2 separate regions of the Mus musculus genome follow, and region 2 is linked to region 1. The links are chromatin loops, found by intact Hi-C in ENCODE. Cell type or tissue: heart. All regions are shown on one strand. Each heading gives the region's core, and the rest is flanking DNA. Links, peaks and the distances in the headings are about the cores only.

Region 1 (16,664 bases), core at 4,334-12,333:
GGCTCAGCCCAGTGTAGCCACTGAGGGTCCCTGGTAGAAAGGTTTCTGAGTATAAGTAGATGATAGAAAAAATTGAGATAGGCTAGAAGGAAAGGCTGAGGGTAGGGTAGGAAATAGCTAGAGGGTAGGGTAGGAAATAGCTAAGGGGCTACTGGGGTCTTCACTGAGAGGTAAAATACACAGGGAATGGAGGTAGGGTGTGCAGAGAGAGGCTCCTATAGTCTATAGAAAATCTAGAAAGCAAATGTAGAATGAAAAAGTAGGGGGCTTTTTACACTTTTACATTTCACCAATTACTAAGTCATCCAAGGTTTATGACTTTTTATTGACTTTCTGTAATTCTTGTGATGCAGTATTTCCTATGAATGAACGAGTGGTCCATTAATATCTTTCAAATATGATAAAACAACAAAAACAACTCACCATGGGATACTTCAAAAGGTATGACATGTTGACCATAACTATCCATGAATCTTCACTGCTTCAAACACCTGCTACACATATCCTTAAGAAAGATGACCCTATACATAAAAGAAACTGAAGATTTGATTATTTAGTAAACGTTCCACTCTTAGAATGATAAAAAAAATCCAAACAAGCCTCAAACAAAAACCTCAACACCCCCAAATCTTATTGGATTCCTTAAGAATCTTAGGATGAAGTGAAGGACTCATTTTGACTTTGCCTTATCCCCCACTCCGCATTCTTGGCTTGACATAAAATACAATTAGGTTAACGACTTAATGTCTTTATGTGATATAAGTAGGATTCCTCTTGAACGCAGTTTTCAGGCTTCTGAATTCTGTGCCTGTGGCAATTTCTGGCTGCCTTTAAAAGAAGAAATCCTGGAGTCAGAAAATTAGAGAATTGCATGCGTTGCACAAAAATTTAACATGTACCATGCAGTCTTTGTATTAAACATAGGAACAATGAAGGTAAATCGAGTAGTAAAATTTAAGAACTCTCAATATGTGTGGAGGTAGGGAGGTCACACAGATATCTGCTTAGTGTTCTAACCTCCCCTTTATTAAAGGTTCTAGAATTTTAATACTATGCATCAAGGATAATGAGGTTCCATTGATTTAAATTTGTGTGTATACATACTAGATTAAAAGAATGACTTCTTGTCAAGCAATTTGGATAGCAATGACACTAGTCAGTGGAATTTCCTCTAGAGCTGATTGTCCCCCATGGTCCTGTGACAGAGTGTGTGTAGGAAGGAGAACATTCCTTTGAAAGGAGCCCAGCTTTCTACTACTAGCCTCCATATGCTACTTGACGCTCATTTCTGAGTCCTTGTTCTGATTGATGTCGCTCTTTCATGTCTTGTTTCTTATCATATTTATAACATGTTTAACTCATTTCAAAATAGTTCTTATACATTTTTTAAAAACATGGTGTACTTTCTAGCAATTCAAACAATTTGATCACAAAGAAGCCTTGTGCTCTACAAACTCCCATTCTAAAATGGGAAAAGTAGTTCTGATCTTTCTAGGCCTGACCCCAAATGCCAGAAAAAATGTTACCTTTTGTGGCTGTGCAAACCACAGTATGAAGCTAACAGAACTGTTTCTGTGGTCTCAGAGTCTGTCAGCCCAGCATCTAGATCACTTGACAAATGCTAAAAACCCAATTTCTGGTCATGTTGACCTTCACCCCATGGTTAGGCAGAATGCTCAAGTTTCTCCCTTTTAGAAACATTAGCTCGGTGTGAGGTTGATTTATTTCTTATTTGTATTCTCTATAAGACTATTCTTAATGAGAAGGGGATTAAGATGTGCCTGCCTGCTTTATAACCCAAAGCCAGTTCTACTGTTTCATATAGCATTAAAAATGTGATGATTTACTTTCTATGATTTTTTTTGCTCTGTTGTCATCATATATATATATATATATATATAGGCAGGTGACATAGTTCAGTGGGAAAAAGGTGCTTGCCATCAAGCAAGATGACATGATTAAAGTTCCTGGTACTCATATGATGGAAGGAGAGAACTGACTCCATGATTTTCCTCTGACTCCTCATATATGTCATGGCATCTGCCTTTTTTTCTTTCTTTCTTTCTTTCTTTCTTTCTTTCTTTCTTTCTTTCTTTCTTTCTTTCTTTCTTTCTTCCTTTCTTTCTTCCATTTCTAAAGACATGTGCAATATTAACAAATATTTAAAAATAGATATTGAAAGTAGCAGTGTGTCTTTCATGGGACTTGTTTTAGCCAACATCTGGTTTCAAAATAGTTATCATTAGAAGGCATGAGTACTTGGACATCTCTTTCTGGTAGGACTGATCTATGAGACACCTTGCGTGAGGACACTGTTTGCTGCCTTTCTTATCAGCAGACCCTCCCAACAGCTAGTCTTTGTAGTTTTTTTCAGAGAAGTGAATGTGCCAGTTTTCCACACCAGATCACACGCTTTGATGCTCCACAATTACAGGAATCTTTCTTTTCAAAAATTACGAACCATGTCCTAGTTCCAGATTCTTTTTTTTTTACTTCTGAGATATATTTTTGATTTTTAAAAAGAACTCATCCTAACACTATTTTCAGTTTGCCATCTATAACTATTCCTTGGCTGTATAAGTTATGTGGAGTCCTCAACTTTTATTTTCATCTGAAGGCTTCTTTTTCTGAATGACTGGGATCTTAGTGTCAGTGTAGGAGAAAACCCCAGTGGTTTGTTAAAAGTATTTATAGAAAAGGGGGATCAAAATACAGTAAACTGTAAATTTGTACAAGTAGGTGAAAGTTCTAGTTTTAAATCTATGGCTTTCTAGCTCAGATGTGGTCAAAACATCCAGCAGCCCTTTTCTGCTTTTTCCCCTCACTCATTCTTTACTTAGGAACCAATTTTTGTTTGATCTCCAACTTTATTCCCCATATAACAGGGCCTAGATATCACAGGTCAGGGGTGGGTATTTGCTTGCTTGCTTTATGGTGAAGATTTTAAATTTAGATTTAAAATTGTGGTTTAAACTATCGCTAGAAGCAAGAATGATTTAAAAAGGGCAAAAAAAAAAAGATGAGTCAGCGAAGCCAGTCTAGCTTCTTTTAGGTACCAAATGTTGACAAGACATTTTGAAATACATTCATGGAAAAGGCCATGAATCCATAATAGCAAAAGAGTGGTTAATAATGTATGTAAGGGGTAGTTGTTATCATAAGCATACATAATAAGCGTAAGTGTACTTGGATAATAAAATCACATTATTTTTACAAAAATTTTGTCACTGCATGTAGCCTTTGAATACATTTACAAATTATATTTTAAAATAAGATATATACTTTTGTGTAAGCAGAAGGGAAATCTTGTATAAAATAGAGACTCTGAAGAGTAGAAGATACCAACAAGCATTGACTGCCATATGAAATAAGCTAGTAAATTGGAAACAGACATTAATGAAATCTGTTGGCCATGATAGTGATCTCAAGAGATTTGTTTGCAATGAAATGAATTAATCTCCTAAGCAGGCTCCCTATTGATAGACATTAACGTCTAGCTGGCTCCAATAACTAAACAAAGCATTTGCTAAGAAACATACACTGTGAAATGTCAGTAGACTAGACCCATATATCATAGTGACAGGACAGTAGATTAGAGATTAGGACTCAGTCGTCTTCAGAAAGCAGGGAGCTTGGGAGGAAAGACAGAAGAACAGAAGTAATGTAGACACAGCCTTTGTATATAAAGCTTTCAAAAATAAAAATTAAAGACCCTTGAACCTTAAAACCATGAATGTATAAAGGGAGGCAGCTTACAATTCTCCATGTCACCTGTTTGATTTACTTCAAGCAACAAAATCTAAGTCCACATCTCACCCCAAGGTCTCTTAGCCAGAAGCTCAGAATCTGTGGGTTTAATTTGTCTGAGATTTGTTTTATGTTTGGGTTTGGTTAAGATTAACAAAGCTATGAGGATTCTCCAAATAGGAGAAATAGCAATGTGTCAAAATGTGGATCATGAGAAACAAAAGATCTTCACATTAAAAAAATTGATAACTGGCTTTTACATAAGAGATATAGGCTTCATGATTATTGTAGTGTAAATGGTTAGCTATTAGTGACACTTGGTATAGGCAAGACTCAGCTTCCTAAATTTGTAGTTACAGTTAAACTAAGGAAATTCAGTCAAATTTATATCTATGTATAAATGCTGAATAAAATTTGTCTTCAAATAAACCATCAGAAATGTGAGTTAATATTAAACTAAAAACAATAGAGCATATGCATACACAATTGAGCACGCACACATGGATGCACACCCATATGTACACACACACACACACACAGACACACTCGTGTGCATATGCACACATGCACACACTTTTCCTTAAATGAAAAACTCTTGACCATCAACATTCTTGTTCCTTGATCAGGAGATTTAACATTTAAAGCCATCATGCTCACCCATATGAAAGTTTAATCTGCCTTTCTGTGCTTTTAAGAAGTGGCCGAGGAGCACAACTGCTCGGTGACTCACCCCACTGTGATGTGCCTGCATCCAAGGCCAGCCTTGTTTCAGCCACTGCTGACTTGGAGGCAGATATCACGCTGGGTGAGCACGGGATTTGCAGAAGGAGTGCTTTTCCTTGAGCATCAGCTCTCTAGATCTCTCCCTCTTTGCTCTGGTCCTAGCTAATAGAGCAACACATGCAAGGACACTGAAATGTTAGCATGGGCTATTCGTTCTTGTCTATTCTGCTTCTTCTGTGGGGGAACTCTCCCTTTTTTTTTTTATCACTCAGTACTTCTTGGTGACTGCTATTACACTTTTTGGTTCTGCCCTGTTGAGGTGCGTGTTCTGTGCCCCCTTGCCTAATAACCCCACTGAAGACGAGCCTGACTGAGACTGTGTTAGAGTTTGTGTACAATGGATCTGGGGAAGAATCCCACTCAGCCCCCAACTTGAACTTCATTTTGCTAATTGATAGCTATTGTCCTGGAGGGTGACAATGCCAATCATCACTAACCCATGAAAAGGTTCGATGGTCAAAAGGTGAGCTGAGAGGGATGCCTAGAGAGAAGTTTGATGGGAGCTGGGAAGAATGATGCTGGCTGTATTTGGGTGACTCAGGACTCTCCTGGTTTGTAGCGCACACATCCCCAGTTCAGTGTGCTGGTGGCTTACTCTACCCTGTGCAGACATTTTATTTCCCTTTGGATTCCTTGATAACTCTTTTGATGGGCTTGATTTTCAACTGCACATATTAAGTGAGTCTAGAAGGGTATAGCTTCTTCTCTCTGTTCTTAGGACAACAGTGGAGGGTGAATATTCTTGTTACTCCCTTTGTGCACACAGGGAAGGAAACCTAAGAGAAATGAAGTAACCGTAGTAAATGGTAAAGGAGCCTCTACTCACATATACTTGTGGTTCCAGAGCCTGACTTTTTGCCACTAAGCTATGTTGCTCCATTGGTGGCAAATGTTTATTATAACTACTTTTTATGACAAAACTCATGTGATACATTATCTGTTACTGTTGTATTGGTCACCTCATTTTTTTTTTTTTTGCTATAACTAAGTCCCGGTGGTATATAAAGAAAGATCTGTTCAGTACTTGATCTTTCAGTTGGAAGTCTGACTGGACAGCCTTGTCTATTTGGCCTCTAGTGAGAGCCCCCTTGCTGTATCTCCTAGTGGATAGCGATAGCATCATGGTGTGAATACATGGAAGTCAAGTGATTATGTAGCCATCTAGGCAGCCAAAGAGGAAGCAAGTTATTTTCTTATATAACCACCCTTTTAGAACTAACCAGGGCTCCAAAAGAACTGCATTAATTTCTTTTGATGTATATACAATCATTTTGCATTGGGCACCAACCCCTGATATTCTGCCACTATTACACTGAGGAATGAACCTCCTGCACATGATCTCCTAGAGAGCCAGTCATGTCCAAACCATACCCTCCCTTAAATCAGCGACGAGCTGCAGCTCCTTTGTATGCACTCACAAGAGCACATTGCACATAACTTTACCAAACTTCATGACAGCAAGGTTTTGATGGCAGCTAAAGCCTGGATCTAGCATTAATATTCACACCTGGGTATCACCAAATGATACAGATCTGCTTGCTCTTCTGTAAAATCAGTCATTAAATATATACCTGCACACTGTTCCTTCAAACTCCAGGATTTTTAGTGTAACAACGCAGTATGTTTTCCCCACATGTTCCTTTCCTATAAATTAGAGCACTTTTTAATTTTATTTCAGTGCTTCTATTACCATGTATGAATTATACATAATGTCTTTCACTGTGACACTTTCATGCATGTACATGAAGCATTTTGATCATATTTAACCCAACTACCCTTTCTTTGCCCTTCAAATCCCTGCTCACCCTTTTCCTCTTCCCAGCCACACACAGTTTACTTTCGTGTAATTTTTTCATTACCCTATAAGCTACAAGCTTCACTGGGGTTGTTTATAGGAGCATGAGCATCTTGCTTGTGGCTACACAACAGAAGACATTTTCTCTCCCTTTCCTGTTATCCATACCTTGCATATAAACTCTCATCAGGTAGGGCCCCATGAGCCTCTCCTCTTTCTTTGACAAAGTGTGACAGACCCAATCAATAGGAGATTGTGTGTAGAATAATACCAGATGACGTCAGCAGCCATGCCATACTCAGAAGTCAGCATTTCACACATTGCCACATTTCTCCTGATCTCCTGTTCTTTCTGCCTCTTATGCAGGGATTTCTCAGCCTTGAAATGGGTGCTACATATGTCTCACTTAAAGCTGTGTATTCAAAGGTCATTTATTATCTTTACTTTGACTAGTTATGAGTCTCTGTAGTCATTGTTGCATGACAATAATATGGCAAAAAGAAGCTTCTTGGATCAAAGCTGATAGCAGAGCTATTCTCTGGGAATAAAAAGCTTGTAGAAGGCAATTTAACAGGCACATCACATTCACTTAAGAAAACAACAACAGTAGTTTCCCCATGAAGGCCTGTAACATTACCAGCCAAAGGTTTCTGTCTTAGTCTGCAGTAGCAGGCTGGAATTCCTTCCTGTGGAGTGGGAATTCTCCAACCAGAAAGCAGTTGGTCACTCTTGTAACAGACTTGTCACATGAGTGCACCAGTGAGTCCATTTGGTGTGCTTCTTCAGATTGGTCTACACGTGGTTCAGAGCTGAGTAAGACTGTCTATGATAACTCTCTCCCAGAAGCCTGCATGGCACCTTCTGCAATAGTGAGGGGCTAGCCAGTGTGGAGGAAGCGTCCAGTGAGCTTGATCTCACTTTGTCCTGTAACAAAGGCATTTGGCATCTTCAGCAGTAGGGACTCACCATCTAGTTTTGCTGATGATCAACAGCAGTAGCAATTGCCTGTATTGTTTTAGGAGCTTTGGGGACTTCTTTGGTCAACAGCTTGTAGGGAGATAGCTAATAACCAGGACAGGGATTTTTACTTAACAACTTACAGCTTCTAGAAGCAGCTTTATCCACCCACAAAGGATACTTGCATTCAAACTTTAAAAATTACTGTAATTTGGTTAGCATACTACTTACCGTGTTCTGGTATGGCTTTTTTCATACATCATTAGGTTTGATTGGCCCTCCCCCCACTTACTCCTCTCTCTAACTTCCTATTAAACTCCCCACATCAACCTGTCTGTAATATTCCTCTTTCCATTTTTATAACATTTGGTTCTATTACAACCTACCTACATTTTTGTTGTCGGTCCAATACCTGAACATTCATTTCATGAATTAATATATATGTCTTTATATATTATTCAAGCTTTTATGAGAATAAATTCATTAGAGTGTCCACCAGGAGCCCTATTTTCTCTTTAAGCACCAGTTTATTATGACATTTGTTAAGATGTATTTATAAATCATCCTCATTCATTACTAAGTTAGTGTTCCATCACTGTAACAAAATGCCTGACAAAATCAACTTAGTGGAGAAAAGATTTAATTTGGCTTGTGGTTTCAGTCCATGTCTGGCTAGCTCACTTCTCTGGACTTTTGTCAAGACAGAAGCATCACCTCATGATGGTTAGGAAGCAGTGAGACAGTTAGGGGAGGGTTAGGGACAATCTATACTCTTCCTGGTCATTCCTCCATGACACTTTTCCTTCAACTCAGGGTAGCTTCTACTTTTCACTACCTCCCAATAACATTATTAAATTGTGAATGTGCCAATGGGTGAGGATATCAATCCATAAATCCATAAATTATTATCCACAATTCTATTATATCCTAAGTTGCCACCTGCCTTAGTTAGGGCTTTATTGCTGTGAAGAGACACTACATTTGTGGCAACACTTATAAAGGAAAACATTTCATTGGGGCTGGCTTATAGTTTCAGAGGTTCAGTTCATTGTCATCATGATGGGAAGCATGGCAGCATGCAGGCAGACATGGTGCTGGAGAAGGCGCTGAGAACTCTGCATCTTAATCTGCAGGCAGCAAAAGGAGACTATGTGTCATACTGGGCATAGCTTGAATATAGGAGACCTCAAAGTTTGCCTCCATAGTGATTCAGTTCCTTCAGCAGGGCCACACCTACTCCAACAAGACCACACTTCATAATAGTATCACTCTGTATGGGCCTATGGGGGCCAATTACATTGAAACGACGACACTACCTCTGAATGCTACTTTAGGGAGGGCCATGGCTTCTGGAATACACGATATGCCAGGGATAATTTCAGACACTACCAACGACAATTATAGGTGTTATACAAAAATTTTTTCTAAAATATGATTTTGATAAACTTGGGTGTGTCTGTGTTTCCACTTGCTATGCTCTGTCTCAATAACTTGTTTTAAGACCTGACTAGATGGTATTTACTTCCCCTTACTAATTTTCTATAGTTAGTTTAAATTTACTGCTTACAGCCCATATTTTCTTCAGATAATCTTAGACTCTGTCTAGCGCTCTTTACTTGTTTTATTATAAATACATTTTGTTTAATGATTTCTTTATTATTAAAGAATAGTTGGCTAGTAATGGACAGTAAGTAGTGAGCCTTCATGCAGCTTTGAGAGAGAGGATTTGTTATTTACAACACAACAAATAATGAGAACATCGATGGTACCATTAATTATCTCTGGTACTCAATCCTTAGAAGCAATTCAATGGGCTCAGTATGTACTAGGCTGTACAATAGAAAAATAACACATGGCAGAGAGTTCAGCTGTTTACTTAGAAATAGGAACTAAGCCAGCTCCTCCTGCACCCTGGGAAGCAACAGTCACAGTACAATGGCTTTGAAGTTGCCTTGAATTTTATTTTCCTGTGAATAGCTAAGGAAGTTGCTTAACAATAAAAGGAAGCTAAGCTTTGACACACCCAACAAGGATGTTCAGGAATATCCAGGACTCATAGTGGACACATTCTCTCAATCATTTGCCCATTGTACTACAGTCTTAACTAAACCCATGTTTCATGTTGCCAATATCATATGCTGATATCATAGCTCCAATGATATAACACAGGAGGCAAAACCCATTAATTCAGTCTGTTTTATGCAATACTTAAGAATGTTGTCTGCAAGATTATGATCACTAGGATGAAGTCAGTCTTCAGTATTCATCTTATCCATGAGCACATGTATCCTTTTTATAATTGGATATTTTCTTTATTTACATTTCAAATGTTATCCCCTTTCCCAGTCCCCCACAATCCCCAGAAAACCTCTATCCCACACCCTTCCCTTGCTTCTATGAGGGTGTTCCCCCACCAATCCACCCACTCCTGCCTCCCTGTCTTGGTATTCCCCTACACTGGGGCATCAAGCCTTCAGGAGACCAAGGGCCTCTTCTCCCATTCTCTGCCTCATATGAGACTGGAGCCATGGGTCCCTGCATATGTATTCTTTGGTTGGTGGTTTAGTTCCTGGGAGATCTGTGGGGTCTGGTTGGTTGATATTGTTGTTCTTCCTATGGAGTTGAAAACCCCTTCAAGCAACTTCAGTCCTTTCTCTAACTCCTCCATTGGGGACCCCATGCTCAGTCTAATGGTTGGCTGTGAGCATCAGCCTCTACATTTGTCAGGCTCTGACAGGAGACAGCTATATCAGGCTCCTGTCAGCAAGCACTTCTTGGCATCAGCTATAGTGCCTGGGTTTGGTGTCTGTATATGGAATGGATCTCCAGGTGTGGCAATTTCTGGATGGCTCCACACTTTGTCTCTGTATTTGCTCCTGTGAGTATTTTGTTCCCCTTTCTAAGAAGGGCCAAAGTACCCACAATTTTGTCTTCCTTCTTCTTGAGCTTCAAATGGTCTGTGAATTGTATCTTGGGTATTCTGAGGTTTTGAGCTAATATCTACTTATCAGTGAATGCATACCATGCGTGTTCTTTTGTGATTGGGTTACCTCACTCAGAGTGATATTTTCTAGTTCCATTCACTTGCCTAAGAATTTTATGAATTCATTGTTTTTAATAACTGAGTAGTACTCCATTGTATAAATGTGCCACATCTTCTGTATTCACTCCTCTGTTGAGGGGCATCTGGGTTCTTTTCAGCTTCTGGATATTATAAATAATGCTGCTATGAACATAGTGAAGCATGTGTTCTTGTTATATGTTGGAGCATTTTTTGGGTATAAGCCCAGTAGTTGTGTTGCTGGGTTCTCAGGTAATACTATGTACAATTTACTATGGAACTGATAGACTGATTTCCAGAGTGGTTGAACCAGCTTATAATACCACCAACAATGGAGGACTGTTTCTCTTTCTCCACATCCTCACCAGCATCTGCTGTCACCTGAGGTTTTTTTTTTTTTTTTTTTTTTTTTTTAATCTTAGCCTTTCTGAGTGGTATGAGGTGGAATCTCAGGGTTGTTTTGATTTGCATTTCTCTGATGACTAAGGATGTTGAACATTTCTTTAGGTGCTTCTCGGTCATTCAATATTCCTCAGTTGAGAATTCTTTGTTTAGCCCTGTACCCCATTTTTAATAGGGTTATTTGATTCTCTGGAGTCTAACTTCTTGACTTCTTTGTATATATTGAATATTAGTCCTCTATTGGATGCAGGATTGCTAAAAAATCTTTTCCCAATCTGTTGGTTGCTGTTTTGTCCTATTGATAGTGCACATGTATCCTTGACCCAACCTGCTGAATTACATCTAGAGAGGTCTAGTAAGGCTTACCTCAGATAGTTGTTTAGATTCTTTTCCTAGAATAAGGTAGATAGTTGTGACTGATAGTATTAATGTAAATATAACATGGGGTGAAATTAGCCATATACAGTCTTCTACAGTCAGTTATAAAGTAGTTTAATGCCTGTCTACTCTTTTATGACCCATTCAAGGTGCTATTAACTTGATGATATCTATGTTTCTCTCTCATTGTCTCTATGATGCTAAGTATGAAGAAGGGTTCATGATTGTTACATCTCTAGACTTTAATATGGAACCAGGAGTCAGTGTAATACTGATGGTTTATCCTCACTTACCTGGTACCTCTATTATAGAAAGAATTAATGTCAGTTCTGGCAATTGCAGTGGATAGTGAGTGGGCCAAACACCATCCTTCATCCAGAGCTAGATGTTCTATATCATACTGTCCTTCACATGTACACCTATGACTAAATGCAATGATGCTCCAGCTGAGTAGTCCCTGATAAACTCCACTTTAGTTATGATATATGTGGGTTTGTTTAAGCCTTGTGCATAATGTCAGACAGAGACTCAACTGCTATACATAGTGAAACCCATACTGCTTAGACCTCACAGAACACATATGAATGAGTCACTGTTAAGGGAGATTGTTAGTCCCTATGGGGCTGTGTATGGGGGGAGTCAGAACCACACTAGGAACTGTTGACAATATTCTCAAGCCAACAGAATGACTCACAGAAGGCATTGTTGGCATCACATCTGGATAAGGATGTTAAATTCAGTAGGGAGTCACTTTATTGGTGTAGTAGCCAATTGACTTGGGGGGCGGGGGGGGGGACGCAAGTGACTGCTTTGCCAAGCTCTGGGACTAAATCTAGGGGGGAAGTGATGTATTTCTCTGGACATCTAGATAATACGTGGAATTTGAAAAGTTCCCCACAGCCCATGTTTGAACACTTGAAGTGCTGTGTTGAAGGTTGAGGAGCCTTTAAGGAAGTAGGTCCTGGTGGCCAGACATGGGTTCCTACAGGTGGCCTTTGACTGTTGTGCTTTTCCAGGTTGAAATGTAGCTTTCTCTGTTTCCTGATTCCTTCCCAGATGAATAGCTCTGCTGCACACTGTTACTAGTATGGCTGAAGAGAGTCTACCATGACTTCTGCAACATGGCCTGGGATGTCTGAAGTCATGAACCCAGATTCTTTTTTGCCAGGCACTGAGTCATAATGTAAAAATAGTGAACATATATCCTTTCAACCCTTGTAAGAAGCTGACCCTATCACCTTAGATACCAGAGTTACTTTTCTTCCTTCATAGGCACATAGCTTGTCCCAATCTACTGGTCACCTCTCCCTTTTCTCAGCTTAAGGAATTAGGGGCTAATAATGGCAAATATAGTGGCAGAGTTGCTTGCGTCACTATTTTATTAGTGGCATTGTGGGGACTACAAGATCTAAAAATTCTATAGGTAGCTCATTCTAATGATCTATGTTGTTCTTTGCCCAGAATGCCAGGGCCAAGAAGTGGGAGTGGGTGGGTAGGGGAGTGTGGGGGGGTATAAGGGACTTTTGGGATAGCACTGGAAATGTAAATGAAGAAAATACCTAATAAAAAATTTTTTTTAAAAAGTATAGTTCAAGCAATAGGTTGGAGGTTTCTGCACAATAGATAAAATTAGGCAGATATTATAGACAAAGTGAGAAAAGACAGGAAAGCAGATTGTATATTGTCAGTTGGTGAGAATCACAGATGTGGCATCTCTATCCTGCTCTCTGCCTCTTCTGTCCTGATTTCCCCAAGCAGTGCATCTTCCCTTCTTTAGAGCAGCTACATTTTCTATGCTGAATGTTTGTGTACAATGCTTATCCACAATCATGGCAGCATATTCCATCCTGCACTTCCTTTTCAGTAAACTATTTAAATATGATTATGTCTTTTCATGATGATCATATGAATCTGAGATTTCTATCGAATAGTATGTCCATTTTTTCACTATTTATATTTCGTTGTTAGTAGGATGCTGTACTGGCTAGTTTTGTGTCAACTTGACACAGCTGGGGTTATCACAGAGAAAGGAGCTTCAGTTGAGGAGATGCCTCCATGAGATCCAACTCTAAGGCATTTTCTCAATTAGTGATCAAGGGGGAAGGGCCCCTTGTGGGTGGGACCATCCCTGGGCTGGTAGTCTTGGGTTCTATAAGAGAGCAGGCTGAGCAAGCCAGGGGAGGCAAGCCAGTAAAGAACATCCCTCCATGGCCTCTGCATCGGATCCTGCTTTCTGACCTGCTTGAGTTCCAGTCCTGACTTCCTTGGTGATGAACAATCAGTATGGAAGTGTAAGCCGAATAAACCCTTTCCTCCCCAACTTGCTTCTTGGTCATGATGTTTGTGCAGGAATAGAAACCCTGACTAAGACAAATTGGTACCAGCAGAGTGGGGTATTCCTGTGACAACCTGACCATGTTTTGGGGAGGTCTGTGGAAGGACTTTGGAACGTTGGTCTTGAAGATCCATTCGTTGTTAAGAGCTCTGTGGGATGTTGTGTAGGAGCTTGGAAGATAACGTTGAGAACAGTGCAGAAGATGGAGGCCTGGCTTGTGAAATTTCAGAGGGAAAATTAAAGACTCTTTTCAGGGCCATTGCTGTTTTGACTGTGAAGATTCTGTAGTTCTGGTTAGCTGGGGCTGAAGAATCAGCTGTGATTAACAGGATACCAGAACTACTAAAGCAAAAACTTTGCATTACTGGGACTATTGATGCTGGTTAGCTGGAGCTAAGAAATTAGCAGTGATTAAGAAGAGACCAGCATCATTTAGGTGACATCTCCTGAGAAGTGTTTTCTGAGAGCACAGTGGCTGTGTTCCAGATATAGCCAAAGTTGTACCTTGTGCTGTGGCTGGACTTGGTAATGTGTAAGGGTCACCCAGGTGGTACTGGTTTTGAAGGCATGAAGGAGTTGAGCAGAGCAGCTGAGGCTTGGCACTGTGAGAGACCATGGAAGGCCATTGGTGAAAGTCCAGCCTCAGTTGCAATTGATGGCCCAGGACTGAAGGGGTCATGCAGTGTTTTGGAGATGCCAGTACCATGAGATGACCACCAAGAGCAGCAGCAGCAGTGGAGTACAGGCATCTGGAGCCTAGAGGATGACACGTGTGCTACAAAGGGCATGGCTGGAGAAGTGACCCAAGCCCTTGGAGGAGCCCAGAAGATCGTAAGTTGGATCCCAGACATTGGATGGTTGGAGATTGACTTTTGCTTTTGATTGGCTGTGCCCTAATATTTTCCCTCTTGAAGGAAGAAACTGTTTTAGTGGAGCCCACAGTTAAGAGACTTTTAATTGTAAAAAGACTTTGGATTTTAAAAGAGATGGATATTTTAAAGAGATTGAAATTTTAAAAATATGTAAAGACTGTGGGACTTTTAAAGTTATTTAGATCTTGGGGATGAATAAGAATGTAAGGGTTGAGGCTTACTAGTGATGTGTTTGTGTGTCAAGTTGACAAGGGGTCAATTGTACTGGCTAGTTTTGTGTCAACTTGACACAGCTGGGGTTATCACAGAGAAAGGAGCTTCAGTTGAGGAAATGCCTCCATGAGATCCAACTCTAAGGCATTTTCTCAATTAGTGATCAAGGGGGAAGGGCCCCTTGTGGGTGGGACCATCCCTGGGCTGGTAGTCTTGGGTTCTATAAGAGAGCAGGCTGAGCAAGCCAGGGGAGGCAAGCCAGTAAAGAACATCCCTCCATGGCCTCTGCATCGGATCCTGCTTTCTGACCTGCTTGAGTTCCAGTCCTGACTTCCTTGGTGATGAACAAGCAGTATGGAAGTGTAAGCCGAATAAACCCTTTCCTCCCCAACTTGCTTCTTGGTCATGATGTTTGTGCAGGAATAGAAACCTGACTAAGACAGATGCCGTTGTCTTATTGAAAGTAACTTGGATTTCCAAGAACATTGTATTGCTCAGTCTTCAATGCTACTACAGTGGAGTTGATGCTGAAAGAACCATTAATGATGGTTAGGTGCTAGTGATAGGAAGAAATGCGTTGCTATTAGAGTATCAGTGTAATCTATTGGTTGGGAGTTGGTAGACCCCTTGAGTTTCTTTGCAAAAGTATACAATTTCTGGACTTAGACAAAGCAGAGAGATCTTAGAATCAGGTCTAGTCTATCTTCTCACTGAAGATGAGGTGCAGGAATGGAGTAAAGCAATGGAGGTACCAAGGGAGCACTTGGTTCTCAGGAAGCATACCATTGCTTTTTTTCAGTACAGTGATGATAGTCTTTATGGAGGAATATAGCCTAAAATAGCTATCACATGGCACCTTGAGTTTCTTCTACATGTCTTCTCTGGGGATCAATTTCCTAGTTATTTTCAACTGAGCCCACTGACTCTTTAAATGACTTAATTAATTCTGTCATGCTTTTTTGCTTTTTAAAGGATGACTCCTGAAACTAATTGGTATATTACAAGGAAAGAGGATGAATACTGGGAAGAACTCCAGCACTGAGCTGGGTAAACACTGCATCCAGAGTGAATATTGTAACAGCTACATGAGCAGAACAACCCTACACAACACCGTGGTCCGATGGACTTCTCTGGCTGAACCACGGTCAGGAAAACCATATTCGGTGGAGAGTCCTCACTTGCATATTTGTTCACTATGTTCAAAGAACGATTACTTCTTTTGTCTAAATTGGCTGTCTTCATGTATTTACTTGAGAGAGAGAGAGAAAGACACAGAGAGAGAGACAGGCAGAGAGAGAGACAGAGACAGAGAGACAGAGAGACAGAGAGAGAGCGAGAAATAGCTTGCTTATGGAGTTGAATTGCTAGATGTTTCAGCAGTCCTAACAGTGCTATTAAAAAAAACACTATTCTGTTTTCTTTGAAAGCCATGACGTTTACACACACACACACACACACACACACACACACACACACACACACACACACAAATCATATATTTATATATATATATATATATATATATATATATACATATATATATATATACACACACACACACACACACACACACACATATATATATATATATATATATATATATATATATATATATATATATCAATGGATCAAATGATTGTAGGTCCTCTTTCCTCATTCCTGATAGAAAAAAAGAGAGGCTACTCATAAGGACTTCCAAGGACTCAAGTGGAGGCAAGAAGTGATGTGGCAAAGAAGAGTCTTATTGTCAGTGATAGCATCCAGGGGAATGTGTAGAGAGAAAATCTAGGCAGAATGTGGGCAGCTTCCTGAGGCATTTCTCGATTTTTCTGAGTCTAGAATTATTGAGAGAGCACAAATCCCAATGATTCAAATTAAATGAGATGTTGAAATTAATATAAATATTATCAACAACATCATAAGGACAGAGTCAATGGTTTTGGCCCAATGGGCCTCTGTGATAGTATCAGAACAGATCTCAGAGATCCTTAGTCAGTCGTTCATTGGCCCTTTCATTCAGGGGTCCTGCAGAGTTCACAGTCATCCTAGAGAGAGGTTCTGATGACAGGGCATGGGAACACTTTGGATAACAAGCAGTGGGTATTTCCTCACTTGCATGGC
Region 2 (16,664 bases), core at 3,046-11,045, 49 kb before region 1:
GGTGCTCCCATTTGGATTTCACTGCTCACTGATAGGATACCCTCGGGGTGGGATCTTTACCTCTATCATGGAAGCTTGCTAGCTTCTCTTCCTCCTCCCTGCTGTGCTTTATGGAAATCCATTGGGAGTTTTCATCACACACTCTGCAAACAGAGATGCTCTTGTCTCTTCAGTTCTGTTGTCTTGGTTGACTGAAGTGGCTACAACTTCTAGCACTGCTTGGCGTGAGAGTGGGAGAGGAGATACTTTTGCCTTCTCTCTGCCACAATTAGGTGTAATGTTAGATGTAGGTGATTTTTTTTTTTATCAACGTATACAAGTCGCCTCCTACCCCTAGGTTTCGAGACATTTTCGGTGATCATGAATAGATGTTGAAGTTTGTCAAATTTTTTTTTGAAACAGTTGATATGACTATGTAACTTTTCCTTCCGCCACTTAATAAAGCAGATTTCGTACTACTGAAAGCATGAGGAGGCTGGAGTGATGGTCCAGCAGTTTAAAAAGCTCAGGTTGCTCTTGCAGAAAGCTTGTCTTGGTTTTCAGCATTGTTTAATCATCATCGCAGTGTGGGTACTTTGGGGTTTGCCTGCTCTGGGACTCATCTCTTGAATTATGAAAGTTACCGTTCTGCCAAATTTGGGAAATTTTAACCATTGTATCTTAGATTAATTTTTTTTCAGATTTACTCTTTTCCTTCTTTCTAAGTCTTCAAGTGTGTGTCAGTAACATTGAGTCCCTTGTTACCACTTTACAGCTCCCAGAACCTCTGTGCATGTTTTATCAGCATTCTCTCTCTCTCTCCCCCTCTCCCTCTCCCTCTCTGTCTGTCTGTCTGTCTGTCTGTCTGTCTCTGTCTCTGTTTTTGTTTCTGTTTTGTTCTTTGAGACAGGGTTTCTATGTGTAGTCCCAGCTGTCCTGGAACTTTCCTTGTAGATCAGGCTGGCCTCAAACACAGAGATTCATCTGCCTTTGCCTCCCAAAAGGTGTGTGCTGCAACCACCTCTTGGCTTTATTCTTTATGTCCTCTACTCCATTGTCTTATTGATTTTTTTGTATTCATGTGTTTATGCTTATATTATCTCTTTACAGTATCCACACACTGGCTGTAGAGGAGAAAGTAGGGAAAAGCCTCGAAGATATGGATACAGGGGAAAAATTCCTGAATAGAACAGCAATGGCTTGTGCTGTAAGATCGAGAATCGATAAATGGGACCTCATAAAATTGCAAAGCTTCTGCAAGGCAAAAGGCACCGTCAATAAGACAAAAGGACCACCAACAGATTGGGAAAGGATCTTTACCTATTCCAAATCGGATAGCGGACTAATATCCAATATATTTAAAGAACTCAAGAAGGTGGACTCCATAAAATCAAATAGCCCAATTAAAAATGGGGCTCAGAACTGAACAAAGAATTCTCACCTGAGGAATACCGAATGGCAGAGAAGCACCTGAAAAAATGTTCAACATCCTTAATCATCAGGGAAATGCAAATCAAAACAATCCTGAGATTCCACCTCACACCAGTCAGAATGGCTAAGATAAAAAATTCAGGTGACAGCAGATGCTGGCGAGGATGTGGAGAAAGAGGAACACTCCTCCCTTGTTGGTGGGATTGCAAGCTTGTACAACCCCTCTGGAAATCAGTCTGGCGGTTCCTCAGAAAATTGGACATAGTACTATCGGAGGATCCCGCAACACCTCTCCTGGGCATATATCCAGAAGATGTCCTAACCGGCAAGAAGGACACATGCTCCACTATATTCATAGCAGCCTTATTTATAATAGCCAGAAGCTGGAAAGAACCCAGATGCCCCTCAACAGAGGAATGGATACAGAAAATGTGGTACATTTACACAATGGAGTACTACTCAGCTATTAAAAAGAATGAATTTATGAAATTCCTAGGCAAATGGATGGACCTGGAGGGCATCCTCCTGAGTGCGGTAACAGAATCACAAAAGAACTCAAATGATATGTCCTCACTGATAAGTGGATATTAGCCCAGAAACTTAGTATACCCGAGATATAAGATACAATTTGCAAAACACATGAAACTGAAGAAGAATGAAGACGAAAGTGTGGACACTTTGCCCCTCCTTAGAATTGGGAACAAAACACCCATGGAAGAAGTTACAGAGACAAAATTTGGAGCTGTGACGAAAGGATGGACCATCTAGTGATTGCCATATCCAGGGATCCATTCCATAATCAGCTTCCAAACGCTGACACCATTGCATACACTAGCAAGATTTTGCTGAAAGGACCCAGATAGAGCTGTCTCTTGTGAGACTATGCCGGGGCCTAGCAAACACATAAGTGGATGATCACAGTCAGCTATTGGGTGGATCACAGGGCTCCCAATGGAGGAGCTAGAGAAAGTACCCAAGGAGTTAAAGGGATCTGCAACCCTATAGTGGAACAACATTATGAACTAACCAGTACCCTGGAGCTCTTGACTCTAGCTGCATATGTATCAAAAGATGGCCTAGTCGGCCATCACTGGAAAGAGAGGCCCATTGGACTTGCAAACTTTATATGCCCCAGTACAGGGGAACGCCAGGGCCAAAATGGGGAATGGGTGGGTAGGGCAGTGTGTGGGGGGGTCGGTATGGGGGACTTTTGGGATAGCATTGGAAATGTAAATGAGGAAAATACCTAATAAAAAAATTAAAAAAAAAAAAGCTCTGCTCATGATTCTAAATCCTGATCTGGTGTCCGTTCCTGTTCTCTGCTCCTTCCTAATCATTCTGAGCTCTTTCTGAAGGAATATATGGGTTTTTTACTGTTTTGTTGTCATTGAAAACTGTTATTTGTACATTTGATTATGAGATTCTAGGTCTTATTTAAGTCTCCCGTTGTTGGCATCTATGAAATTGTCCTACAGGGGAAGACACATATTTGCTACCTTGTCACTGTCAGATGGGAAGTAAATAACCAGGCTCTTCCCTGGGTCGAGGTTGTGAAGACCATTTCAGAGCAGAGGGCAGAGTCTGAGAAACCTGGGCAGGCTGAGTGGTCTGCTTGCTTGTCTACAGGGAAGTCATCTGGGCTGTGGCATGGGAGAAACTGAGCCTTAGAGAGGGAGTTTGCCTAGCAGGGTTTCTAGTTGATGGTTTATTATAGAGACTCTCACGGTTTCTAAGAAATATTTCCTAGTTCCAATTCATTTGTAAAACAAAGACGACAAAGATTTATTTCTACAATATTCAGGTAGTTTGAACACCACACGAATGAGCAGATTAAATATGAACAGAGCTGGGAAAATAGAATGAATGCCTCTCGGAAGTTTATGACAAAATTTTAAATTATAAATAATGGAGAGCAATAACCTTTCATAATAAGTAAGAAGAGGAGAAATAACATGAATTTGTAAAGATAACTGAAAACATTTAGATTCCATATGCATTGCTTACATGGTAATTTGAGGTACAATTTATTAATCGCAGTCTACTCAGTCATAAGATGTTCATTACATATTCCTGACAAACTTTCAACTGTCATTTTCTTGTCAGGAAGCCTGACATTCCCTCCAGTGTATGCTGTGCCTTTTAATGGTACTTAAAAAAAATCAGATTCCTGTGAACATTATTAGGTTAGAGATGTTCTGTCTCTGATAAAAAACTCTCAGATTGAACGGACCGCTATTTTCTGAAACCTGTTTACATTTCTAGTTACCTTGGCAGGCTTTTATATTTCCCCCATCCCCAACTAGTTTCTCCTAAACTGCCTCTGGCATTTCCTTGTTCATTAACAATTTATTTGGGGCCTCCGGTTATCCAGACTCTAGGCGCTGGGCAGACAGAAGTGAGCTGCAAGCAGTTAAGCATCTTCGGTGCATTTCCATCCCGTTTGAGAAGATAACTCGTAAACACACATGCAAAGGAATAGCCAAGATTTGGCACAATGATGTTGAGTTCTTAGTGAGGCAACTTGGCAGAAAGGCAGAGGCTAGAGGGCTATAGGTGGTGAGGGATAGGAGAACGGAGGATGCTCGAGAAAGGCTTTTCTGAACAACTAATACGGATGGCAAGGAGCCTCTGAGAACTGCAGTAAGGCTCTTTCAGGCAGAGTCAAAAGGAAATACAAATGTGCTTATGGGAAACTTGGGATACTTATGGAACAGCAGACATCCTAGGTAGCTAGACTGAAGTAGGTGAAGGCGCGTGGTGGATGAGGTTGGAGAAACCGGTGGCCCGCATACTATACAGGGGCCACAGCTTCGCAGAGTGGCAAGGGGATTCAGCAGAGTGGTTTGACCCCTTCCTGTAATACGGACTGAAGAAGCAAAAGTTCTTCCAGTGGACTGGAATTATCTGGAGAGGAAAGACCTACCCTGAATATGAACAGTCATTCCATGGGCTCGGGTCCCAGGCCGAATAAAAAAGAGGAAGCCTCACTGTGCACCCTGACTGTGGGCACGGTACCCTCAAACTGTGGACAGAAATAAATAGTTTTCTAAAGTTGACTTTGTCACCATTGTGTCACAGCAGCAAGAACAATGACCAATTCAGAGTCGAACAAACCTGGGGTCAATTCAATTTCTTCTGCTTACCAGGTAAGAAAAAAAAATCACTTACTTTGTGAGTCATTCAGCTTTAGTCTAGGGATAATTAAGAAATCAGGAATGTTTTTCTTACAGTATTATTGTGAGAATCAAAGTCATACAAAGACATTCTTCATAGTTCCAAAATTGTGGGAGAAGGCTTTTGTGTTCTTTGGAAATATCTTTAACATTGCTTAAAATGGAAAAAAAAGTGAGATAGGACTCACTGTATGTGTTAGGTTTTGCTTTTGGATTTTTTTTTGTTTGTTTTTGCTTTAGCGCAAGAAAGCGCCAGGAAGTGGGAGGCTTAACCTGTAGATGAATATTCTGAATATGAACCCTAGTAGGGCCAGAGCATGGCATTCAGCTTTCTGTGATTGTCACGGAACAAATGGCTATTTGAGAAGAAACGTTTGTTTTGGTTTCTGTCATTCTGGTCTGTGGTTGCTTGTGCCTGTGACACCACAGGAGGCCATAGTAGTAGGAATGGGTAGAAAAGAGCTGTTCTCCAGTGGTGACCAGAAGGAAAAGACAAACAGGCAGCATCCCAATATTCCCTTCAAATAGTGCCCTAATTGCACAGCTTTCGGAACTAGGCCACCTCTGAACAGTTCTGTCACCTTTCCATAGTGTCATAGGGTGACAATTTTAAACACCCGTGGGGAACACTCCAGACTCCACCTGTAGCCATGAGAAGAACGAGTTGATGACACATCTGTAGGGGTTTTTTTTTTTTTTTTTTTTTTTTTTTGATGGAAACAATTAGAATTGCTATTTATCGAGTTGTGAAAGACTGAGATAACATTTTTACTTTTGAAGAGTTCAAGTATTAAATTCCATTTTGGTCAGCAAAGTCGGGTGGTTTTTGAGACATTTAAGTGGGGATATTAAGTAAATGATTGGCTACATGAGCTTGCAAACAGGAGCTGGGGCTGGGGCTGGGTCTGGGTCTGGAGTACAGCATTAGATGGGTTTCAGAGCAGAGAGATTTAAAAAAGCTGTCTAAGGAGCAATAAGGGTGAAGAAAAGAAGATGGAGCCCTGGGATGCTCTGATAGTAAACTGGTTAAAATGAAGACAGCAGACAATACAGACAGTGAGGCTGGGAAGAAGTCTAGGAAATTGAGAAATCCAAGAGGCCAGAATTCTCCAAGAGGGCTGGAATGTGCCAAAAATTATTTAGCAGGAACAAGGAGAAGAGAGTGAACTGCTCATAAAAATACGCAAAACAGAGCTTATTCCATGACCTCGTTGATGGAAGATTTTGAGAAAAGCTGGGCTGGAAGTCTGACTGGGATGGATTTAGAACAGAACGCCAAGAAGGAAAGAAGAGTCAGCAAGGAAATAGAATTCCCCTGTGAAGAACGATGGGAAAGTCAGGCGTGACTGGGGGAGGGGGAGGACAGAGTTGGGGGACAGTGCTTCAGGTGTCTGTCAGCTGATGGGATTGATGCATTGAGAGGGGCATGGAAACCCGGAGGCAGAGGAGAGACAACTAGCTACGTGGATGAAGTAATAGAGTAAGTCACCAATGAGAATGGAAGAAAACAGATAAAAGCTTAGAGCGACATAAAAAAGTTCCACTTTAAACTGTTCGAGTTTTTGAAAGTATTTTTCCTACCATCTCCTTCAGTGCTGAGCTTCCAGCATCCAACACAGGATGTGCGATGTGATGTGCGCACGTGTTGCTCCACGGGCTCAGCGCACACGGCCTCAGAGCGGGATCTGCTCTCTTTGAGTCTAGGCATTCTAGTGAACCTGATATTACTGCATACCTGGAAGGTAAGCCCAGAACCTGTGCAGGCCAAGGGACAGAGAGCCCTGTCTCTGTCATAATCTTATCTGGTCCAGCTGTGCACAGAGAATGCAAGAAGACAGACTGGGGAGCAAGTGAAATTTTAAATGTAGATGCTAGATGGTAGAAGAACTCTTTTGTCTAGAGACTGACGTGGAAGCACCAAGTAAGAAAGAATAGGGCAAATACCCAAAGAGGATCAGAGACAGAAGACTGCCGTGCTGAGACAGAGAGCAACATTCAGGTTCCATGTGTGTTTATTCTCGATAAACATTTCTCCTTGAAGTTGCTAATTGTCTGAGCCACTTCTCTTTGCTTTGCTTTGAGCATCTATTAACTGTGCCTGGAGGGTCCTGACATGATTTTCTAACACACAGCTAACAAAATGATGAGAGTAAGAGGAGATGCTATGTAACACGATGCTAGTAAGAAAAGAGTTGGGCTTTCTGATGGATTTTCATGTCTGCATGGAGTGGGGGTGGATAACTCACAAATGGAGATTAGTAAAGAAATATGTAGGTTGCATCCAAACCTTCTGACTTTTCCCACCTCAGATTGCCGTCTCTGCCCACATCCAATAAAAGGTGCACAGTCATGCTTCCTGTTTTCTGGTGCTCACATTTCAGTCTTTACTGTTTGAACGTATGTAAAATAATTGGGTCTTTGGGACTACACACTCAGGCTGTGTCTGCTGTCTGAGTGTGCTGACATTCATCTTAGCAACCCACCCTGATATTTTCTCATGAAACTAAAGGGAAATAGAAATTCTTTATCCTCAACATTGGGCGGTGGTGTTGGAATGCATACACCAGCAGCGGCATGAACACACACATAAGGACTGACTTCCCTTTTGCCATCTCCACAAGAGACCACCATGGCCACATGGTTCTAAGCCTTGGCGCCTTTTCTCTGGAGGAAGAGAGCATCCACAGAACAGAAGTGGAGATATATATTCTCCGATTCTATTTTTCCATTCACAGAATTATGAGGGCTCCAGAATTTTCTCCTGGAGACCCTTGGGGTTTGGGAGAACTTATTGGGCTGTGGTAGCTGTGTGAAGTTAGCATCACCTCTCCAAGGCTGTGGGGAAGCCCTCGTCTGCTACTGCAATGCAGAATGGAAGCTCAGAGCTCAGATTGCTCCAAAACTCTACATGGAGCAGTAACAAGACCGCCCACCCAGTGTAAGCTGTGCCTTAAAAATCAAACTGTCTTCTTCCTCTCAGCATGCTGACTTCTGTGTCCGTTCTCCATCGCAATCCCTCTCTTCATGAAAGCATGTCTATATGGCCAGGATCTGGCACAGTTTCAATAGTATGTCAATGTTTATCTTTCGTCTCAAAAAACCAAGTAATTGTCCTTGAGAAACTGGATTGTAGATGTAGTCTGAGAAGGGATGCTAAACCAGTCCTGAGTCTGGCCACTAGGGGGCTGCAGCTCCTGCTGATTGTCTCTTGTAATCAGTGGTTTTCAACCTTCCTGATGACCCTTTAATACAGTTCCTCATGCCGTGGTGACCCCCAGCCATAAAATTATTTTCGTTGTTACTTTACAACTGTCATGTTGCTACTTTTTACGAATCGTAATGCAAATATCTATGTTTTCAGATGGTCTTTTAAGGTTGTGAGCCACAAGTTGAGAACACTGTAGCACACTGTCTTGGAGCCGGAGTGTAAACATGTAGTGTCTAATTGTTAAACTGGGAGGTTGGAAGGGAGGGAAGAAAGGGAGGGAGGGAGGGAGGGAGAGAGAGAGAGAGAGAGAGAGAGAGAGAGAGAGAGAGAGAGAGAGAGAGAGAGAGAGAGAGGCTCTCCCAAGTGCACTCAGTTTTCTAGCTACCCTCACCAAAGCCATAGGAAGCTGAACATAGACACTTTGGGACGTTCATACGGAATCAGACCAGCAGCTGATACTGAAGGATCACGTGCAGCAGAGCATGGAGCACAACAAGAAATGCCCAAGAAGCTGAGTGTAGTGGTGCACATCTGTAATCTTAGCACACAGAAGGTAGACACAGGAAGATTACCATGAGGTCAAGCCTAGACAAGGCTCACACGGTGGGACCTACTATCGCTTTCTTTTTAACTGTGGCTGCTCATCCCATTTCATTAAAAAAAAAAACTCTTAAAAGATAAGACTAGCAGTCAAGAGTAAAAAGTCATACAAGAAGCCATTTAAAGCCTCTATGTGTTCAGTATAATTGTTACCCAGCAGTTGGTAGAACAGGAAATAGCTCAAATAGCTCTGATGTCTTTGAAGAGTTTACTCTCCTCTTGAGACCCCTTGGTTTTCAGTGCAAGCAGGTTTTCCAAGGCCCCTTTGTTAGTGTCCCTGCCATCCTAGGCAGGTTCCTGGAGTTAGCTGCATACTGAAAAGCCTTCAATGTAGGTTGAAAAGGACAGAGACAGATTGTTGGAAGTAAGGAGTTGAAAGTCGTGGATGGAAAGTCAGCTTGGAGGAATCTCTGAGGAGAGAAATCAGGACCCACAGGATAGAGTCTGGATCCTTCCTTAAGGCTGGCTGAAGAAATCTGTTGTGTGTGCCCGAGTGGGTAGTAGGGAGGCATGCTTCACAGCTAGAGCCTGCTTTAGGAGGCAGGGAAGAGGGTAGGGAACAGAGAGTGTGGCCCCCACTTTTGCTGTAAACTCGCTTCTGGAAGTGTGACATGCTGGCCCTGCATGTTCCTCTTCCTGCTGCTGTCTTTTAGCAAAGCGCTGTCTTTGTCACTTCCACACACCAACCTCCCCCAGCCTCCAGAATAACCCTTAATCCCATGTTTCCTGCGGGTATATATTTTAGGGGAGAGAGAACTGAAAGAGAGAACCACATCATATTCAGCATGGCCCCAGCTAACAAAAGTTTCCTGTAGAACTCTGTTCTCTGTCTTTCTCATCCACCCACCCTGTCCCTCATCTTTGTACAATCCTTGATTTATCCAAAGAAGTTCAGCTGTTCTCCTGGACACTGAACCATTGGGCTCCCGGACAAATGACTGTGTCTTAACATATACCTTTCAGGAGACGAGGAGGAAAGGGGACTGTTTAAGGGAGGTTTGTGCAACATCTACTGAGTCTCCGTCCACCCCCACCCCCACTTTCTTTTTGACTTAGATTCTTAGGGCTTTGCTTACTTTCTCTCATCCACGTCGCTGGCTCCTCCAGGGTCGAACATGGTTAAGCTAAGTCCATCTTTCAGGTGATTCCTTTCTCAGTCCTGATGTTGACATGCCCTTGACCCTGAGACCTCTTAGAACAGCTTAAGCAGACCAGTGTCCTTGACTGAGCCAATGTCCTGGAATGCTTGAGAGATGAGGGATTTGTAATGAAGTGTTTTTAGGTTAAATTCATGTGAACAGTACCCTACCTTGGCTGCCTTTGTAGTTTCATCAGAATTCATTCTAGCCTAGTGTATCTAATTTTCTGTTATGGTCTAAACAGGTCTCCTTATTCCCCAAATTCACATGTCGACATCTTAACCATCAAGGTGATGGAGTTGGCTGGGTGGAGACTTAGCTCAGTGGTTAGAAGCCCCCACTGTTCCTGCAGACCTGAGTTTGATTCCCAGTTTCCACACAGTAGTTCTGAGCCACCTGTAACTCCAGTTCCACGGGATCCAATGCCTTCTTCTGACTTCTGTTGTCATCAGGAATGGACATAGTGGATATGGATCTGTATAGACAAAACACTCATATCCTACTACTTTAGCAAGCTAAAGAAACATTGAGAGCAAAAGAAACCTATGTTAGGGTTCTCTAGAGGAATAGATCAAGTAGAATGTATGTATATTATAAAGAGAGATTCCCTAGATTGGCTTATAATATGGGGACTAGATAGTCCAACAGTGTCCATCTGCATCAGAGAGGGGCTGAGAACCCAGTAGCAGCTCATTCCGTGAAGCTGAATACCCAGGAAGTACCACCTGATGCTGAAGGTATTGATGATTCCTGGAGAGTCACTGGTTTCTAGTCCATATCAAAGATGGAAGCAGTGTCAGCAAAAATGGCCACAGCAGCTGGGATAGTCAAACTCACTAGCAACACATAAGGAAGACAAGAAAGTGAGATGCTGTTTCTTTGGATCTCTTTATACCCTGGCAACTCACCAGATCATGCCATGTACTCTGAGAGGGAGCCTTCGCTCATTTCTTATTCCTTCCTGGACATGCCCATACACATATGTTTAGAAATGTCTCTTACTTGATTCCACATCCCTTCAAGTTGACAATCATGACTAACCCATGACAGTACCCACCGAACAATTCCAGTTGGCTACCCACAACCTTCTACCAGGGAAAATGACTCATTAGTTTGTTGACTAGATTCTTTATGGTGATGGTCTCATTATATTCCTTCTTACAGATCTTTCCACCTTCCAGCATGCTGGACAATCCCAGCATTGATCCACAGTTTGTCCCACATTAAGGAAATCTGAGGGAGCTTAAGTTGTCACTGAGTTGACCATATTTGTTATTTGCCAACAACCATGTCCCAATGAGGTATATTATGGAGCCTCATATCCTCTCTGACTCTAGGTAGGTCTCAAGGGCTTTTGTTGCTAGAGTTGGCAATAAAGAACTGAGTAATTCTCCTGCATCTCTGGCTCTCTAAGACTGCATTCATCTTGCATGGTTTCCTGAGGACCACCAGATCTTCCCTCTACTTTTCTGAGTGTTTCTGGTGTGCATTTACAAGTGCGTTCCTGTGTTCTTCCATATTCTATAGACACTGGTCCTGTCAGTTCAGTACCTTTCTCTTTCATAAAGCCTAAAGGAAACTCTTGACATTGTCAAAGAACTCTTTCACATGCTGTTTGTCTTCTTGCCAGAGACACAGGTGTTTTATGGGCCTGGGACAGCTTTTAATTTCTAATGTCTAAATTCTAACACTCTAATAATGAGGGAAACAGCACCATGAAGCTCACCTTCCTTTCTTATTTCTGGCCATGTTTATGCTGAGAAGGCCCAATTAATTAGTATTTTTAGGGGTGCAGTATCTTTCTCAGTAGCTCAGACTTTTAATCTTTCTGCCTCTGACACCCCAGTTGCACACTACAACTTTGATATAGTTTCTGAATGTTCACTTCTTTGCCAGTGTTGTTTATGGTTGTTGTCTATGAGCTCCCATGTCGTAGTTACTCTTTTCTTGGTGTGATTAAATACAATTAGTAAGGCAGCTTATACAAGAAGGAGTTGATTTTGGCTTGTGGTTGCAGAGGGAAAAGAGTCTATCCTGGTAGGCAGGCATGCCATCAGGCATGCCAGCCAGTGTCAGGAACAGGCAGCTGAGAGAACAAAGAGGAATTAGGACAAGACTATAACACTCAAAACCTGTGTGTGTGGATATTTCTCAATCAAACTACCACACTCTACAATAGTATTCTCTTTGGGAAATTCCATCTTTTCTGGGTTAAAGTGCTAGGAACTGTGGTTCAATCAACATATCGGTGCCAGTTGAAACTGGGTTACATAGGGATTCACAAGGAGTCTTTAAGATGTTGCCAATATGGTAAGTTACACATTATATCATCATCTGACTTTGTATCTGGAATACTTAAATATTAATCATCATAGCATATTGCTCACAGCTTTATTGCTGATGATTAGTCTCACAAGTTCCATCTGACTTGGAAGTGACATTCCAGGAATCATCATGACTTGAGGTCAAGTTGATTCCTGGGTGTTCTAGTTCATATGTTTGGCAATGATATTGGAAATTTATTTTTGGCCAAGTCAGATTTGCCTAGATCATATCCTACTGACCCTTGGCCAGGTTCATGATAGAAAACAATGCTCTTAGGAGTAAGAACTGATAGACCCAACACAAAGAGTCTGAGAGACAGCCTGGGAACCTTTCAGAGGAGAAAACTTTCTGAAGAGGAGAGACATAAAATGTAGGGACAAAGAAGTGTAGAATATGTGTAAATGTAGTTCCAAGAAAAGAGAAAGCAGCACGGGGAATTCTCAGATGTTGCTCTGTCCATAACCAGGAGCACAGGTGAGCTCCCTATGGCTGAAAAAAGCATCCTCCAAAGGCTAACAAGAAAGCTTGATTTCCCCTCTGCCATGCTTTTGGGAGGTGGTGGGATACTTAAGAGGAGGAACCTAGTGTGATGTCTTCTGGTCATTGAGGGTGTGCCCTTGAAATGAATGTCAGAACACCAGACCTGGCTTTCTTTTTTTTTCTTCAGTGATAGTGAGTTGAATGGACTTCCTTCATAATGCCCCACCCCCACCCCCTGCCACCATTAGCTAAGGATAGATGCTTCCAAATTGTGAGCCAAAACAAACCTTTCTTCTTTGTAAATTGATTATTTCAATTGTTTTGCTATAGTAACAGAAAGTTAACAGACTGAAAACATAAGCTTTAAAGTCATGTAGCTAGGTAGCAGAAATTTAATTCTATTACTGAGTCCTTTTAGGCTTTAAGATTTTAGGTTTCAGTGTTAAAATTAAGTAAGATAATATCTGTTGAGGACTTTTCCTGGTGCCTGGCATATATTTCCTCTTCTGATGGACTGGGATATATAAACTGACTAAACCTCTTCCTCCCCAAGTTGCTTTTGGGTCTTGATGCTTTGCAGTAGCAATAGTTACCCCAACTAAGACAAGGTGTTACCAGGATGGTGGGGTATAGCTGTGACAGACCTGACCATGTTGTTTTTGGGAGGATTGTGGAAGAACTTTGGAAGTTTGAGCTAGAAAAGCCATTGAATGTTCAGTGCTTGCTGAGCTGTTCTGTAGGAACTTGGAAGATGAGAATCTTGAGATATGTGATGATGGTGGCTGCCTGGCTTGTGAAGTTGCAGTGGGAGCAAAGACACTACCAGGTCATTTGTTTGGACAATCTGCAGTGTCTGGTCAGCTGAGGCTGAAGAATTGGCTGCGATTAACAAGAGACTAGAGATACTAACGTAAAACCTTTGTTTTGTTGGGACAATGGATGCTGGTCAGTTGGTGCTGAAGAGTTGGCTGTGACTAAGAAGAAGCAAGCATCACTGAGGAGAAAGCTTCTGGGAATTCTTTCCTGAGAGGCAGCACACAGAAGCTGTGTTCCAGAGGTGACCAAGGTTGTATCTTATGCTGGTCGGATCTTGGCACCATGAAGAAAGCCCAGGAGAGGCTATTGGTGAAAATGTAGCCCATTTGTAGGGGAAGACCCCAGCAGTTTTGGAGATGCAAGTGCCATGGGATAACCACCAAGAACAGCAGCAGTAGAAGTGGAGCCAGCCTGAGCTTAGAAGACAAGCTGTGTGTGCGGTAGAGGGTAGAGCTGTAGAAGTGACCCAAGCCCTTAGGAGGAGCCCAGAACATCGTGAGTAAATCCTAGATGTTGAACATTGCTTTGATCCGATTGCGACTGTGCACTGGTATTTCCCTCTTGAAGTAAAGAAGTCTTTAGCTTAGTTTTTATTTTACATGAGCACACAGCTGAGAGACTTAACTTTTAAAGAGATTTTAGGTTTTAAAAGAAACTTTGGATTATTAAAGTGACTGAATTTTTAGAATGTTCAAATTTTTAACGACTGATAAATTTTAAGTTTGTAAAATATTTTATATTGTGATGTCATTAATTCATGATCTTGGGGATGAACAAGAAAGAAAAGATGGCTTAACAGTGCCGTGTTTGTGTGCCAAATTGACAAGAGGTCAATGTGCTAGATAGTTTTATGTCACCATGACACAAACTAAAGTTTTCTGAGAGGAGGGAATTTCAGTTGAGAAAAATGCCTCCATAAGACCCAGATGTAAACCATTTTCTTAATGAAAGAAAATAAAAAGATACTTGAGTTTGGAGCCTATGTCTGAGGGATTTCCACCTTGTGCCTATTGATAGCCATGGTTATAGACATACTAGCCTGTGAAGTGTTCCTCTATAAAGTGGATATTATAATAATATCCATACATAAAATAAAGTAGGCATTGCTATGGTTTCATAATCAAAGTACAATATGGTTTGCTATGGAAAAAGGCTAACGAGCAAGCCAAGACCTCATTTAGGAAGGTTATTTAAGAGTCACATCTATTTTATAGGCTAGCATAGTTTCCTTTTGAAGTTTTTAGAGAGAATTCTGGGAAAGTACGATATCAGTTACTATATGGAAGTCAAATGAAGATATTAGGGTTCATGGCAAATAAATGCCATCATGTTAAGATGAATAAAACCAAGACAAGTCTGATATATCTGTCTTGCAGCATGTGAACAGTTTGTTCATTCAACCAACACATAATATACTAGCATTACCTGTAGTCACTGTCTAAATGGAGTGGGTGCAGGTTTCTGACATCTTACTCAAAGAATCGAAAAAGAAGATCACACGGACTACAAGATGGCAAGGAAACTTTATTAGAAAGAGAGGACATGCAGGTCAGATATGTCGCTACTCAGCAATGGGTATCTGAGGGTACTCAGTGCTTATTGTTTGGGGTTTTCTTCTTATGGAATCTTGAAGAAAAAGGGGTTGCTAACTGAGGGAGATAATTTGGGTAGTTCTCTATTTTGATTAACAGGTTTAGATTGTATATTCTTTTTTTTCTACTGCATGTTCTCCTTCCCAGCATGCATTTGATTTTAAACACACATACTTCCAATTATGCATAGGCAAATTCTTCCAAAAGTCACTTGGAGAACATACTTAGTATATCTATCCCTCACTCCAGTAGGAGTCCCTGGTATATCCAGGAACATTTTGAATAAATACTATCTATGAAAGGAGAGTTCGTGATGGTGATTCTGGGAGGAGACCGTTACCCTATTGTTTTAGTGATGTGTGTGTGTGTGTGTGTGTGTGTGTGTGTGTGTGTGTGTGTGCTTATGCAGATGAGGATCCCAGGTTTCCAAGTGCTTTGTAAGAAAAGGGATGTGTGTATAGCCCAATACAAGTGGAGTCTCAAGCTTTCTGAGCTATTCTTTCTGTCTGATTGCCTCACTATTGCCTCACAATGATAGGAGGAGAATTTGTAGACAGTAACCCTAAAGAGAGTTTTCCCTAGGATTTCTTATGTCCTTTCCAGTACCCATATACCATCTTGATTTCAAAGCATTTAATTTTCTGGACAACACTATATGCTAGGTACCACAGAAGCACAGATGCTGAAATGACCTGTCCAAAGTCACCTGACTAGTGAATATGGATTTCCTGGTTGATACTACATCTCTAAGATTAGATGTACGTTTATCAGTACGTTATATTTCCTTGAAGGATTTATTTGTTTTGTTTATTATTCTATCCTTGTGCTTAAGAAAGGAACAATGCATAAAAGGTATTTAATAATTGCTAGATGAATGAACAAACCAGGTTGATAGGACATAAAGGCATCCCAGGAAGACGAAATGCTAAGACTAAACTCTTAGAAGCATGAATGACAGGGCATGGTATTCTGGAAGAAATGGTAGTAACTACTCATGTTGACCACACATCTTACTCTAAGCGACTAGTTTGTCAATATACCACATACACACATCCTCCCAAAGTCCCTCAGGGCAGCCATTGTTACCATGAATGTTTTATACAGAAGATTCTAAAAGCTAAAATAGAGTAAATGCCTGTTAAAATTGAAGCAGTTAATTGTGGAGATCTGGGTACAGATGTAGGTATAAAATCCTGACCATAATTCTTTTTTAGAAATAGAGAAAACATTTATTTTGACTTCTACTTTATCAGGTATGCTGGATAGTTTTATGTCAACTTGATGGAAGTGAGAGTTATCTGAAAGGAGAGACCCTCTATTGAGAAAATGCCTCCATAATGCCTGGCTGTAAAGCATATTTTTTTTTTTCTGTTCTAGAGTCTATTCTTTATTTTTTTATACTTTTTATTTGGTATTTTCCTCATTTACATTTCCAATGCTATCCCAAAAGTCCCCCATACCATCCCACCCACTCCCCTACCCACCCACTCCCACTTTTTGGCCCTGGTATTCCCCTGTACTGGGGCATATAAAGTTTGCAAGTCCAATGGGCCTCTCTTTCCAGTGATGGCCGACTAGGCCATCTTTTGATACATATGCAGCTAGAGTCAAGAGCTCCGGGGTACTGGTTAGTTCATAATGTTGTTCTACCTATAGGGTTGCAGATTCCTTTAGCTCCTTGGGTACTTTTTCTAGCTCATTTATTGGGGGCACTGTGATCCATCCAATAGCTGACTGTGAGCATCCACTTTTGTATTTGCTAGGCCCTGGCATAGTCTCACAAGAGACAGCTATATTTGGGTCCTTTCAGCAAAATCTTGCTAGTATATGCAATGGTGTCAGTGTTTGGAAGCTGATTATGGGATGGAACCCTGGATATGGCAGGCTCTAGATGGTCCATCCTTTTTGACAAAGCTCCAAA

Evidence for each region. Hi-C counts contacts between places; a loop is a spot of excess contacts. Peaks named below come from ENCODE experiments on the same cell type or tissue, not always from the same donor. Only the 100,000 strongest peaks of a DNase experiment are listed, where the experiment ranks them.
Region 2: a loop joins it to region 1, with 2.1 times the contacts of the local background. A loop is called at or near these places in 3 of 42 quality-filtered maps.

Annotation. Positions count from the first base shown.
Region 1 is chr14:74,546,400-74,563,063 of GRCm38, reverse strand. No RefSeq gene overlaps it. Among named protein-coding and RNA genes, the nearest start is that of Gm41210, 86 kb to the left of the region's middle. In heart, for the core only: no CTCF peak of the experiment used is centred there; a DNase peak (open chromatin) is centred at 9,213.
Region 2 is chr14:74,593,848-74,610,511 of GRCm38, reverse strand. Gm41210 (a long non-coding RNA gene) reads left to right here. Exons shown (of 3, transcript XR_874820.3): 3 at 1,090-1,130. Among named protein-coding and RNA genes, the nearest start is that of Gm41210, 39 kb to the left of the region's middle. In heart, for the core only: no CTCF peak of the experiment used is centred there; no DNase peak of the experiment used is centred there.